Regions from separate parts of the Homo sapiens genome. Here region 2 is linked to region 1. Evidence: read pairs that join two places in POLR2A ChIA-PET (ENCODE). Cell type or tissue: B cell. All regions are shown on one strand. Links, peaks and the distances in the headings refer to the core of each region. The heading gives the core; the rest is flanking DNA. Region 1 overlaps CEMIP2 (cell migration inducing hyaluronidase 2). Region 2 has its middle 70 kb from the start of ABHD17B.

Region 1 (7,516 bases), core at 2,607-5,106:
CATCACCTGTTCTTATTAACCTGTGAATGAGATAGTGAGCTGAGGACTCTCCTGTGTGTGGACAGGGAAATAGAATCTGTAAATTCTTACATGGTGTTTATCTGGATATTCTGTGTCACAGTTAATTATTTGAGTAGTCTCCTTCCTTGATCTAGTCTGTAACCAGTGACTTTTCAGAAATGTCAGATTCATAACAGGAAACCAGAATGGGGCAACACTTCAGTCATGTTCTAATAGGCCTAATCAATGCTGTCCTCAAACAGCTATCAAGAAAAGACAAGCTGGAGGGTAATGTAGTCTTGTGGGCCATTATCTTGAAGTTGACAGGGTACTGCTTAGAGCTACATGCTTTGGGCAAGTTTCTGAAATTGAGAAAGACAAGCCACATTTTAGAAAGAGGAAACTTAGGCCGGGCACAATTGGCTCACGCCTGTAATCCCAGCACTTTGGGAGGCCGAGGCAGGTGGATCACCTGAGGTCGGGAGTTTGAGACCAGCCTGGCCAACATGGTAAAACCCTATCTCTACTAAAAATACAAAAAAAAATTAGCCAGGTGTGGTGGTGCACGCCTGTAATCCCAGCTACTCGGGAGGCTGAGGAAGGAGAATCGCTTGCACCTGGGAGGTGGAGGTTGCAGTGAGCCGAGATCGTGCCACTACACTCCAACCTAGGTGATGGGAACGAGACTCCATCTGAAAAAAAAAAAAAGAAAAAAAAGAAGAAACAATAATCACTACCAAATTCATGGTCTTAGACTCACATGGAGTGCTGTATGTAAATGTGTGCATTGTGATGTGTGCTCTAAAATATGTATGAGCATTGCATCATTCACCCACCCACCATCCATTCAGCTAGCACTTATTAATCACCTATTGTGGTCCAGACCCTCTGGAAGCAATTGCAACACCTGCTTTGTGGAGCATTCATGTTGGTAAAGAGAAGGAGTTGAAGTGGTTGCAACCCGGGAGGCCACAGGGATTGAAGATACCTGTGTCACTTGCAACTAGAGAGATGACAATCTCTGCTATTGAAGAAATGAGCCTAGCCCCGGACATAAGGAAATGAACAATTAGAAGGTCCAATAAGTGCATGTCTGGGAGAATTACGCACAGAACGCTCTAAGAAGCCAGAGAAGGAACAGTTGGGGGTGGGGGAGCAATTTTGTGAGAAATAAAATTTGTTAAATCAGACAAAATAGTAGGGACTGAAAACTAGTGTCAGAAGTACTATCTTAAAATGGTGAAGATTGGAGGACTTGAAGTCAGACTTGGATTTAAAACAAGGCTTGGCACTTGCTAAACATTTGCTGTGGGCAAATCCCCTAATCCTTCTCACGTTGTTTCTTCACCTGAAAAAGGAGTTTTAAAATGCTTTATGGGAATGTTTTGGGGATTCAATTTGAGTAAGTTTGCTATGTATTAATATATGATAAAGTACTGTACAGGCTAATGCTGTCTGGTATCAAAAGGTACTTTCAAAAGTTTTTTAAAGCTATAAATAGATATAAATCATAGCTTAATCAGGTCTCAGCTACAGATTTTCATTTTATTGGCCCTTTCCAGAATGATCTGAATCCCATCTTGAGAGCAAGTCTTTAGACTTTTAAGCTAGTTACTGTCATATGGTATTGCTCTCTTGTCCAGGCTTCTTCCCATCCCAGCCACAGGAAATCTTTTCATTTCTCTTGGATTGTGAGCATTAGTGAGAAGAATGGGCTGTCTAGTACAGTACATCAATTGAAAAGGTCTTGTCTGGTTTTGTACGGTAACATCCATTCTCCCCTCTGCCTCCCAAGCCAAGCTAGCCCTTCTGTTTTCCTCTCTCTCAATATGATGAATATGGAAAAGGAAAAAAAAAAAAAGGAAGAAAAGCTATGCATCTGCCTTTTTGAGAGTATGAAAATCCCCATTACTAGTTTTCTCCATTTGTAAAGAGGTATAATTTTCATCTAGATTGTTAAAGTCTATTCTCTCAATAGCAGCAGCTGCTGTCTAGGCGAATCTGTTAGCAATACTCGCTTTAGTTCTCCACTTGAAATGGACTTAAGCCCATCTGACATTTTAATAAATTGCCTTTGATAGAAATCCAAACTCAGATATTTAAAACTATCAAGTGAACTGTGCCCTTTTGCCAGGGGTGCGGTGGGGAGGGGGGTAATGAATGTAAATCAGTTTTCTAGACACTGCTACATATGCTGAATCTTAGCATGTCGCTTGAAGGGACCTCAAAGATAATATTAAAACAAGGAAGTTGGGACCCAGAGAGGCTAAATAATTAGGTAAGGTCATATAGTAAATTAATAGCCAAGCAGGGACAAGAACTCCTTTGTCCCTGTTTCCAGTCAGCACTTTTTTTTTTTTCTTTCTCAGATATATTCTTATTTTATTCCTGTTTGGCTTTGTTAGCAATTTAATTAGTTTAATGATCAGATAATTTGTATTTGGGCTTTGAAAGTCACTGCTTTCAGGTTTAAGGCAGACACTATGTATATTTTTTCATTGCCTACTACTTACACATGATGGTGGGGTGATGTTACTTGTAACAAATTTCTGGGAAATAAGGAACTAAGTGTAAAAATAGCATTAGCTTTACTTGTATTTTCTATAAACAGGATGGAAATTTAAAGTACTGTAGATGTGCACATTTTTTAGAAGAAGCAAGTTCCTGGAAACCCTGTTCAGATTTGGCTTGTGAATCATAGAATAAAAGCATACTAGAATATGTTTGCATGTTCTTTTTTTTCTTCTTCAAAACTTATGGCTGTAGGTCATGTTTGCTTGTTCTTTTGTTTTCCTGGTACTTGCTTTGGGAAGCCTTTAATATTGGTTGTCAGGAACTATGTTCAGCAACTATTTTATTGCATTCCTAGGATGTGCAAGGCACTGTACTGGTTGCTGTGAGCAATACAGAGATAAATTAAGCATAGGGTTTTTATTAAAATGTCTTTAAAAAAAGTGAAAGACTCATAAACTGTATGTCTTAAAACACAGAATTGCTATCTCCCAACAAATCAGTCCTTTGATCTATAAGGCAAATCTGCTTTGAAATTGTTAATATTAGGGTAACCTAGTAACCAGATTTGTAACAAGACATTTATTTTCTTTACACGGTGAAAAGTGATAAACCTTTTTACATTTGTTGTATCAAGGGTCCATTGTAGTTTGAACAATAAGTAAAAGTTCAATATTTGATAAGAATTTTATGTGAAAAGTTTGCCTGGTAGAGATTGTGGCATTCTTAATCCTCATATTTTTTAATAAGGCTTTACCACTGGTTAGAAGTGTCATTAGGATGTTGTTGCCTGAAAGAGTTGAAATTTAAGACAATCCACATTGAGCCCATGAGAAAAGAATTGACCTCTGACTGAGTTTCATGTAAGTATCTTAAAACATATGAATATCCACTATAAATTTGATATCGTGGTCAGGTCAGATTAAGTCCCCCTCCAGTGTGAAATTGTTATCGATTTGGGGGCTCTTACTTAATTATTGGTGTGCACTTTGGAGACAGCAAGCCTTCTGTTGTCTTAATGGTCTCTGTAATGGTGATTCACTTCCCTGAAGAATGAATCATTTTTTCACATACAATGAAGTTTGGAAAGTTAATTATTAACATTTTAGGAATGGGAAAGATTTAGCTTAACACAGGGACATATGCCTGATTCCTGTTTCAGGAGGAATTAGAAAAATGAGTTCTTGAGGTTTTCTTTTTTTTTTTTTTAAGTTGTGGTTTGAAAAAACATAACATTAAAAAAATATATTTTTTTGAGACAGGAGTCTCACTCTGTCACCCAGGATGGAGTGCATTGGTATGATCACAGCTCACTGCAGCCTCCACCTCCTGGGCTCAAGCTATCTTTCCACATCTCAGCCTTCTGAGTAGCTGGGAGTACAGGCATGCACCACCATGCCCAGCTAATCTTTATATTTTTTTGTAGAGATAGGGTTTCACCATGTTGCCCAGGGTGGTCTTGAACTCCTGGCCTCAAGTGATCCTCCCACCTCAGTCTCCTAAAGTGGTGGGATTACAGGCGTGAGCCACTGCACCCATACTAACATTGCTTTTTAATGCCACCAGTGCCACCACTATAAAATCAACTTTATATGAGGATTTGAAAAATATGCTTGAGCAGGGCTTGGCTGAGTCTGAGGTTGGCTTTAATCTTCAAGTGTTTTTTCTTGCCTCCTGTTAGTGCTTGCAGCACTTGGGCTTGTCACGTAGCCCCTGTTTGCCTGTTATGCTGCTGCTAGCCAGTTTTTTTTTTTTTTTTTTTTTTTGGTGACGGGGCTGGCATGGGGTCTTGTTAGGTTACCCAGGCTGGAGTGCAGTGGCTCTATAGTAGTCCTAGCACACTATAGTCTTGAACTCCTGGGCTCAAGCCATCCAACTGCCTCGGCCTCTAAGTGGATGGGACTACAGGTGCACATCATTGTTCACCTCTTCCTAGCCACAGTGTATCCCTATTCGGCTAAGTGAAGTCCAGCTGCCACTCTAGTGCTGAGTAATTACTTGTTCATTAGAAGTTCTGCCTTTTGACTCTGTAGCACCCTTGAGTCTTGAGGAACATAGAGGAAACTGTTGAGAATGTGTAAGATGGCCCTTTTGTTTGGCTTAGGTTTCACGTGGCCTAGGAGGAGAGGGACTATGACTGTTTTATATTCTGGCCTGGAACTCACCTGCAGGTGACACCCTTTCAAAGAATATGAAAGACTTCTGTAGTGTGTCACCCTCCCCTCCCTCCCATACTTTTTAGTCACTATTGGGCAACGTGTCGTCATTTAAATGGCGGAGTTCAGTGGTAGACTTTAGTTTACACATGCAAAATAAGAAAGATATTAGTAATCGTCTGGTGGTGCACATTTGGGTGAGTAAATTTGCCAGGGCTTTTAGAAAATTAAGCTCTATTCCATTCATAGGGATTTAATAAACTCAAGCAATCACCTCCTCAGCCCACCTTCTTTGCCTCAACATTCAGTTTAATTACTTGTTTACTTGTGTTGTCTCCCTACTCTTTCTACCCCCAAATGCTGGGCTGTGAGCTTCTTGAATGTAGGAACCATGTTTATTTTTTGTACTATTGGGTCTCCAGTGTCTAGCAGAACCCTTTTCTCATAAGAGATGCTCAAAGCTGACCTTGTGCCCTGTTTGAAAAGGCTTTATTCCAAGTGGTTTAAGTTATATTAAAAATAGGCTATGTGTTACAGTTGAAAGAAATAGTCAACTTGGGTTCTGGTCCTGGCCCTGCCATTGATAGAAACTTTACTATGATGCTGGATTGAACAGCCTTGGATTATTTCAGTCTGGGCATCTCATTATTCATTTGAAATATTTCTAGTGTGAAAGGCACATCAAAACATACCCCTTCTGTTTCCTATTGTCATTGCATTTTGGTATCTGTACATCACTAGATCATGAACTTTGGCAGGTCTTTGCTTGTTTTTCAAACACATCCCTGTTGTCTTTTCATTTTTCCCACCTTTCAACATTTTGCCAACATAACTTTCTTGGTTTTTTCTTCCTGAGAAGTATTTTAATGCATTGTCTTTGGCCCTCTGCAGAGAATGCAGCCCACAGGCAGTTCTGCCCTTTGCTATAACCTTAATTAAATCAGCCTCTGTCAGGACAGACTTCGACTTTGGTTCTTTCTTTGGAAGGCCAGCTGCAAGGCTGGTGACGCGCCTGCACTTGCCATTGTGTGCCTCTGCACTGCCATCCGTCACTGCCAGCAGGTTGGAAGCCTCTCTTGAATCTTCCCAGCCAGTTGAGAACAAGGGCGAAGGGGGATGGTCTAGGATCACTGGGAAGGAAGGGAGAAAAGAGAACAGCTTTTCAATAAAAAGAATTAAGGAGAAAAAGAAATATGAGAAATATTAATAGGAAAAAAGGAAACCGAAGGGAATAGAGAATGACTGGTAGGTACAACGACCTTTTTCCCTTTTTTCTAATTTTCTGGGTTGAAGAACAATCTATCTCTCTGCAGTTTATCTTCTAGTTCTTTACTTCCACCTAGAGGCCTATGTACTTTGCTCTCTTTTTATTTTTATTTTTGGTTGCTCAGAGAGTGTTAGCTGTTCTTAATTGCTACCCTTCCTCCCCGCTTGGTCTGTAGTAGGTCTGCAGTTTTTTCCTTTTATGTTTTTCTTTTTTTGGGCATGATAATACATTTTAACCTTTTGGCCGTATCAGCCTCATTGGCTTTAGGGTCAAGCATTACTTCTCATAGACTTGTTTAACATCGTTGGAAAAAGATAGGATTAATTAGTATATTTGGGATCAGAAAAATTAGACAGCTGCCTCCTTTACCTTGCATAAATGACAGAAACATAGGAATGAATTTTAAATATTTCTTTAAAGTCATTTATTTCACTTTAAGAAGTTTTCACTTGGTTCACTTTTGGCATTAAACATTATAAATAGCAGCTCTTTGTTTTGAGGGATTCATATTTTAACAGGAGAGTCCAATGTGATTTGCCGAAGATGTGGCCACTTTAGTGAAACTGTGGCTAAGTTGCTCATCTGAATTCCTTAAATACAGACCATAGGCATTTCTTATTTTGTTATTATCAGGTTAAGCAAACTCTTAGTATTTATAGTTAATTTTTGTTTTTCCAGAGATTTATTTCCTAACTATAGTTTTTTAGTAGTTTTCTAGCAAAAAGACTATAGCTTAATACAAAAGTAAATTTTTAAGCAGGAAAATAAATCTTTCAACTTTAAATAATACTTATTCTAATCCAAAGCTTAGTATCTTTTTTTTTTTTTAAGTAAATTTAGTCTTTTTAGGACTATAGGTTTGAAATATTCTGAAGAAAATAAAAATACTTCACCGCAATATATGGCTTCCCTGGTAAAATGAGTATTTTAAATTAAAAGCCTTTAGAGATCAAAAAGTTCCTGGAGAGACTTTTCCCCTACTACAAAGATAGGACTGACCCCCTGCCATCCCCCCCCCACCTCCCCGTACCCCCCAACAAGGAGAACAATTATCCCTGCTTCTTTCCCTTTTATTTCATTATCCGTTGCAGGAAGGACCAAAAATCTAACCACATCCGAACAGCCCTATTCAAGATAAAGACTACCTCCACGGATCATTTAAATTCCAAAAAGAACTATCTAGAAGTCAATTTCTGTTTCCCCATCCAATCATTCTCCCTAGTAATCATTTATTCCCTCAATAGAATTCCTCCTCTTCTCCTTCCCATAACCTTTTTTACCAGGATCCAAGCCCTCATTCTCCCTGGAACCTCAGGATATCATACAACTTCTGTGCCTCATTGGGAAGTTGGGTTTTCCTTCTGAAGGCTCCCATGCTTACACATTAAATATGTCTTTTCTCCTGTGAATCAAACTGCCTCATGGCAGGGATTTTAGTGAACTTTCAGGGAGCCAAAAGCCTATGACCCCCACAGTTTCTTATACTTTCGCTGTATTATATTTTAATAGGTTTTTGGGGCAGGCAAGATTTTTTTTTTCTTTAAGGAAGGAGATAATCTGAGTGATACGTGGTGTGAATCTA
Region 2 (7,516 bases), core at 2,975-5,474, 78 kb before region 1:
TCCTTCTGGGACAAGAGTGATGGTGAGTAACTCTCAAGTCTAAAGCTGAGAAAAACAAAACAGGTAATTTTACAGTAAGTTACTGTTCTCTGTCAAAAAACCAATAAGTCAATCCACTACACACATTCTCTTTATTGTATTTCCTTGATGGTGGAGATTTGAACAAAGCAAATTTGGTGGTATCATAATTTTAAGCACCAGGCAGTGGACAGCAGAGACTGCTATATCCAAAAGAGACCCTGGGATTAAGTAATTCATGTTCCCAACTTGACAGCTGGAAGGACAGTCCAGGGTGGGAATGGTCAGGTTTTGGTCCAAGACCATATAATATTAAGGCAAAAACTTGGCTTAAGCCAAAGGTATAAGAATGTAAGTAGAAAAGCAAGGAGATACATAGAATTAGTTTCATTACTTGTTCTCTGGGTAAATGTGGACTTGTTATTTATGTAATCTGAGTTTTTTTTTTTCTATCTTTAGACTTTGCATTCTAATATGCACCTTGTAGACTTGTTTGGAAAATAAACTATGAAGAAAAAGGTGACAGTGGTGTACTGGTTAATATATATAATATATATACACATATATATGTATATATACACATATAAATACATATAAAATAGATATTTAATATATAAATATCTATATTTATAATATATTTATATATATTATATATAATATATATATATATTTTTTAGATGGTGTCTCCCTCTGTCACCCAGGCTGGAGTGCAGTGGTGTGATCTTGGGTCACTGCAACCTCCACCTCCCAGGTTCAAGTGATTCTCCTGCCTCAACCTCTCGAGTAGCTGGGATTACAGGTGTGCACCCCCACGCCCGGCTAATTTTTTATTTTTAGTAGAGATGGGGTTTCACTATGTTGGCCAGGCTGGTCTCAAACTCCTGACCTCAGGTCATCAGCCCGCCTTGGCCTCCCTAAGTGCTGGGATTACAGGCGTGAGCCACTGTGCCCAGCTGGTAAATATTTAATAATAGGCTCTTGGGGTTGAGGGAAAAGCCCTAATTTGTAGTACTTGGTTATTTCTATGGTGTAAATATTCATCCAGTGGCCAGTTCCAAGCTACCAGTGGTTTAGCAATCAGCTGGTGAAATTCCTGAAAATTGCCTATCATAATCCTGTATGAGCCAGCAAGTGCCAGCTTCAGCACACCACTGAATGTGTAACACTTGACATATAGCAAATACTCAATAAATAATAGTTGCCTTCTCATCCTCACCAGGCCTGAGTTCTTTCTGCCATGCTATATAACTATTGTTTGATGAACACTATTTGAATTTCTCAAGATATGAGAGCCATCATTGTACTTATTCATATAAATAAAATGAACTCTGTTTCCCATATGAAGATGCCTGCATTTCACAGATTTTCAAGGTGTATTTGGGATGTACTTTCCTTTTTTTTTTTTTTCCGAGACTGAGTCTTGCTCTGTCACCCAGGCTGGAGTGCAGTGGCACAATCTCAGCTCACTGCAACCTCCACCTCTTGGGTTCAAGCAATTCTCCTGCCTCAGCCTCCCAGATAGCTGGGATTACAGGCACGTACCATCACGCCCAGATAATTTTTGTATTTTTAGTAGAGACAGGGTTTCACCATGTTGGCCAGGCTGGTCTCAAACTCCTGACCTCAGATGATTCACCCTCCTTGGCCTCTCAAAGTGCTGGGATCACAGAGGTGAGCCACAGTGCCCAGCCAGGGATGCACTTTCTAACAATGTTGGATCTGTGACCTGCACAGAATTCACCAGGCATAAATTGTGGCTTCCCAGAGAGGTTGACATTCTTCAGAGCAGCTGAAACTAAGGTACATTTAAAGCCTGATGAGACCATAAAGCAGAAGAGAAATGGTGATTTCAAATAAGAATATTGAATTAAAGGCAGATGCTCTGAATTATAATTTAGCTCTTTCTCAAACAGACAATTCTATGTAGCATACCCCAGGATGAATAGAAGTGACACATTTATTTATTATTTTCTTCAATAATTCCCTGAACAATTCCAGCTATCCTATTTGTTTGCTTGCTTTCTTTAAATTTAAAGATGTACTATGGACTTCAATTTCTAGGCAAGAAGGAATGACTGGTGCAGAATTACCCTCCCACTATAAACAACTAGAAAACTGTAAAACATATATGAAACAACTGTTTTCAGACACACTGGAATCACAGTATATTCAACATTTTGATTCCTGAGAGAAGTGATATGATTAAAATGAGCCCTACAATTGTCCTGGCTTTTGGTCTTGAGGTGGGGTTGTGAGACGTAATACAGGAACATCTAGTTAAATTTCACATATACAACACATTTCAGATTATAATGAATAATTTTTAATATAAGTATGTATACAATACAATGTTGTATTCTTATTTGTTAAATCCAGCAATGCTACCTGGAGGCAATTTTTGGACTGTGACACAGGGAGAGAAAACTCAAATGGACTATCATTTCATTAGGATGAGGAGATAGAAATTCTAGTTTGGTGAGTCTGAGGCAGGTAAAATTTCCAGGGCAGAAAACTGTAGGGGAGCAAACTACAGGGAAAGAACTCAGAAAATCTCACAAGGACCTCCTTGATTTCTTGGCTGCATACTGTCACTCTGTATGCATAGGGTGAAACTCCACAAGGCCAGCATGTAAAGGAAGAGTTCACACAGGGCTTGGGGACATTTGAATTCTGTCCACCCAGGGCAGAAAGACTTTTCTGAATATTTATGGCCATCAGAGGGGATCTGAGGAGGTTTATACCTTAGTAGTACTGCTGTATTGGTCCTAGGATAAAGGCAACACTAAACTCAATATAACAAAATTTTAAATGAGGCTTCAAAAGAAGCAAGATGATCTGAAAGTAGCAACTGCCTGCCAAAACTAATTTCAACATTTTTAAAAGAGGACAACAAAATCTCAACACTATACAGTGTCACATACATAATGTCCAGCACCCAATCAAAAATTAGTGGACATACAAAAAAGTGAGAAATTGCAACCCTATCCAGTAGAAAAATCATAGGAACAGAACTAAAAATGACAGAAATTATGAAATTAGCTAGCAAGAAAACAGTTATAAACATGTTCAAGAATTTAAGGGAAAACAACATGAGAAGACAATCTAAACTATAAAGACATAAATTGGGCAAGCAATTTACCTTCCACTTCAATATACCTTACCACTTCATTTAAGTATGATATTGTGTACCATGATCACATACAATCTAATAGCACATGAAGACAGGAAAAAGTGGTCTGATACATCATTTGCTGTGGAATATCTACAGAAAAAGTGAGGTAACCCAGAAAATACTGAATTTCTCTAAAACAGTTCAATCTAAGCATTCTCAAGATAACAGTCAACTCTCTAGTATAAATCATTCAAGAAAATGCAGATCTGGGACGGGCGCGGTAGCTCATGCCTGTAATTCCAGCACTTTGGGAGGCCAAGAGGGGTGGATCACCTGAGGTCAGGAGTTCAAGACCAGCCTAGCCAACATGGTGAAACCCTGTCTCTACTAAAAATACAAAATTAGCCGGGCATGGTGGCACATGCCTGTAATCCCAGCTACTCAGGAGGCTGAGGAAGGAAGAATCACTTGAACCCGGGAGGCGGAGCTTGCAGTGAGCTGTGATTGCACTACTGCACTCCAGCCTGGGCAACAGAGTGAGACTCTGTCTCAAAAAAAAAAAAAAAGAAAACACAGATCTGAAAAAAAATTTTTGGCCCTAAGCCACTCCATTTTAGAGATTGTAGAACCAACTTACATTATGATATCACAGGATGTGGGGAGGAATGGGATTTATACAAAAATGCTGCAGACATTTTTTTTCTGTTTTTTTTTAGAGACAGGGTCTTGCTATGTTGCTCAGGCTGGTCTTGAACTCCTGAGCTAAAGTGATCCTCCCACCTTAGCCTCCTAAAATGCTGAGATTACAGATGTGAGCCACTGCACCCAGCCTCTGCAGGTAGGCTCTTAAATATTTTCACCTTGACGTCATGTGCAACCATAATGATCTATTTTGTATTTGGATTAGTCAGCTATTCTACTTGCCTGTTAAGAAAGCATTGGGGCTTTTCAAATTGTTTTTTGTCTTTTTTTTTTTTTTTTTTTAGAGACAAGGTCTTGCTATGTTGTCCAGGTTGGTTTTGGACTCCTGGCTTCATGTGATCCTCCCGTCTCAGCCTCCCAAGTAGCTGGGATTACAGGTGTGAGCCACCATGCCTGGCTGATGCTTTTTGATAAGAATAAAAAAGGAAACACGTTTGCTGCTGAAGGAACTTAATTTGTATTAGGAAGTTTTTGCTTATGTTCTATACTAGTCTCTATAGCTGTTTTCTCTTCTTTCCACATATGAAAAAACATGTGTTTCATCATTAGCCTCTCACTTTTACCCTTCATCTCTCCCATTCTTCCTCTTCTTCCCTCTCCTTGTGAATCCCATTCAAACTTTCCCCTACTAAGTCAACAATAGATAATTTTACCAAGCTGTTATATCATTCTAACTTGGAAAATAAAAATAAACAGCAACCACTAAATAACTCATGCTTACTATCGCATGTTGAAAAGTGAAATCTATCAAGAAGTAACTGGGATTCATCAAGAAGTTAAAGAGTGTCCAACTTGCTCTAACACAGCAGTGTTGGATAGGGTGGGGCTAGTCAGATTTTATTTATTTAAATTAACTGACTGAATCTGGGGTACCCCAAAAAACATATTGTAAGAAGCATGTATTAGGCACATTGCCAGGATAATACATTTTTTTTCTACTGCCAGACTTCAATTTGGTGGATGAATAAAGTAAGAGAGCATGCAAGGATATTCCCTTTTCACTATCATGTCAATGTGACATTGAATTACATTATATTTTTAATTCAAACACAACTGACCATGCCTAAGGCATAGCATTGTTAAACACAACTTCAGAGAACAAAGAGATTCTGAAGAAGATGCCAAAAAATAAAATCAAATTCAAATCAAACTGTTTGCCACAGCCTTCTCAGATTCAAGTCACACTGTCTTGGAAGGGACTAAAGGCTTTCCCAGATTTTCTCTTGTGAACAAGGTACAAAACTAACTGAACCCATGCTGAAAGTGTTTTGCACATACCCTGAGGATTATAGACTATTCTCATATTCTTGCAATCAAATGGGGTGTGGGAGTGGGGCAGGAGAGAAACACCAGGAAAATACTAAATGGCAAAACTTATTTGGATAAGGGAAGAGTGTCGAGAGAAAAGGAAAAAAGAAGAAAAAAAAATAGACATAGAAAGGATGCTGTTCTGATTTTTTTTATTCTTGGGGGAAGGGAAGTTAATGGATTGATATATTTTTGCTCAATCGATTTTTGCTTAGATCGGCCTTTTTGACTGGCTAGGGAAAGAAGGACAAGATAAATATGTACCTTCCCAGAAGGTCTTACACGCTGTATACAAAGACTTATTTGGAGTAACTGTTCACCAGGTATTTAATTGAAAGTGTAAGGGAGTATTCTGGGTGTAAAGTAAGGATCACAGTGAGAGGTTGATTTTTGGGGCTTGGAGGAAAAACGTAACAGTTAAAGTCTCGGAAACACCTCATCAATTTTCTCATTGATGAGATTAGAGTAAAACTGAACAGGGACCATTCTTGTGCCTGGTGCATATGTTAAAATGAGGGAAAATAATCAAGAAGAGCGATCTTTGAAGCAATTAAATATTGAATAAGACATAACTTTGAACCAGGCATGGTGGTTCACACCTGTAATCCCAGCACTTTGGGAGGCTGAGGTGGGCCAATCACGAGGTCAGGAGTTTGAGACCAGCCTGGCCAAAATGGAGAAACCCTGTCTCTACTAAAAATATAAAAAAATTAGCTGGGCATAGTGGCAGAAGCCTGTAATCCCAGCTACTCAAGAGGCTGAGGCAGGAGAATCACTTGAACCCGGGAGGTGGAGGTTGCAGTGAGCCAAGATAGCGTCACTGCACTCCAGCCCGGTTGACAGAGTGAGACTCTGTCTCAAAAAAAAAGAAAAAAAGAAAGACATAAAAAAAAAGACATTATTCTGGCCTGTCGCGGTGGCTCACACCTGCAAGTAATCCCAGCACTTTGGGAGGCCAAGGCAGGCGGATCACGAGGTCAAGAGTTCAAGACCAGCCTGGCCAATATGGTGAAACCCCGTCTCTACTAAAAATACAAAAATTAGCCGGGCGTGGTGGCGGGCGCCTGTAGTCCCAGCTACTCAGGAGGCTGAGGCAGGAGAATGGCGTGACCCCGGGAGGCGGAGCTTGCCGTGAGCCGAGATCGCGCCACCGCACTCCAGCAGCCTGGGTGACAGAGCGAGACTCCGTCTCTAAAAAAAAAACAAAAACAAAAAAACAAAAAAAAAACTTATTATTGAACACTACATGTTCTCATTTATACTCTGCATCACTTAAGAAAAGATTTTAGTTTGATTGACATAAAGTCAGGTGATATTTTCCCCCATACATTGGTAGCTAAGACCTCAAAATGAGATGAAGTTTCTATGCTTTATGAGATACCTAAGTGGAAAGAATATCAGATTTTTGTGTCAGTTGTGTGACTGCTTCAGCTGGGAAGGACCCAGCATAAACCTTAATTTTTCTGAATCTCTTTGTTCTCTATAAAGAAGTTAATGTCTTCTTGTTGGGTTCCTATAAGAACTAAAGGAGATAATGTTTGAATAAACAGTCTTATAAACCAATAATCATTTCCCCCCCCTTTTTTTTTAACAACCACTTTTCATATGTCATTTTTATAAGAAAATTAGCGACATTCTTTTTTTGGAGTGGGGAACGGGGGGCGGGGGAGGGACGGAGTTTCACTTTTGTTGCCCAGGCTGGAATGCAATGGTGCGATCTGGGCTCGCTGCAACCTCCACCTCCCGGGTTCAAGCGATTCTCCTGTCTCAGCCTCCGGCGTAGCTGGGATTACAGGTGCATGCCACCATGGCTGGCTAATTTTTGCATTTTTAGTAGAGACAGGGTTTCACCATGTTGGCCAGGCTGGTCTCGGACTCCTGACCTCAGGTGACCCGCCCGCCTCAGCTTCCCAAAGTGCTGTGATTACAGGTGTGAGCCACTGTGCCTGGCCTGAAAATTAGCAACATTCTTTGCTATACACATTGACAAATATTCAAGTTTGTCAGAGGAGTCTCATCTGTTTGGGCCATTTGATTCTAGAAGCTGACAAAAAAGCCAGTTTTATTTCCAGATGAAATTAATGGTATATGTGGTTATTGTATTTACATGAAACTAATAATTCTGAATTTTATTTTCACTAGGACGTTAAATTTAAACCATTTTAAATGCTAAATACATTAAACAAATAACAATGAATTCATTTTCAAATACCTGCACTCTAATTTTGCTGCCAAACTGATCAGAGGATAGAAAATAAATAAATTTGAAAACCATGAAGAGTCATACTGGTAGGTTATGAAAATCAAAGTCTCTCCTTAAAAATCACCTCCCAAATCACTTTGGTGCTTCACTAATTGAATATATTATCAGCTATT

What was found. ChIA-PET counts read pairs that join two places held together with the same protein. Peaks named below come from ENCODE experiments on the same cell type or tissue, not always from the same donor. Only the 100,000 strongest peaks of a DNase experiment are listed, where the experiment ranks them.
Region 2: POLR2A ChIA-PET joins it to region 1 with 5 read pairs; 3 of 35 experiments call an interaction of 5 or more read pairs at or near these places.

Annotation. Positions count from the first base shown.
Region 1 is chr9:71,759,265-71,766,780 of GRCh38, reverse strand. The region is part of intron 1 of CEMIP2 (cell migration inducing hyaluronidase 2); the gene reads left to right. Among named protein-coding and RNA genes, the nearest start is that of CEMIP2, 5.5 kb to the left of the region's middle. RefSeq lists a cis regulatory region at 3,601-3,614 and an enhancer at 3,535-3,679. In B cell, for the core only: no CTCF peak of the experiment used is centred there; no DNase peak of the experiment used is centred there; H3K27ac peaks cover 485 bases.
Region 2 is chr9:71,837,709-71,845,224 of GRCh38, reverse strand. No RefSeq gene overlaps it. Among named protein-coding and RNA genes, the nearest start is that of ABHD17B, 70 kb to the left of the region's middle. In B cell, for the core only: no CTCF peak of the experiment used is centred there; no DNase peak of the experiment used is centred there.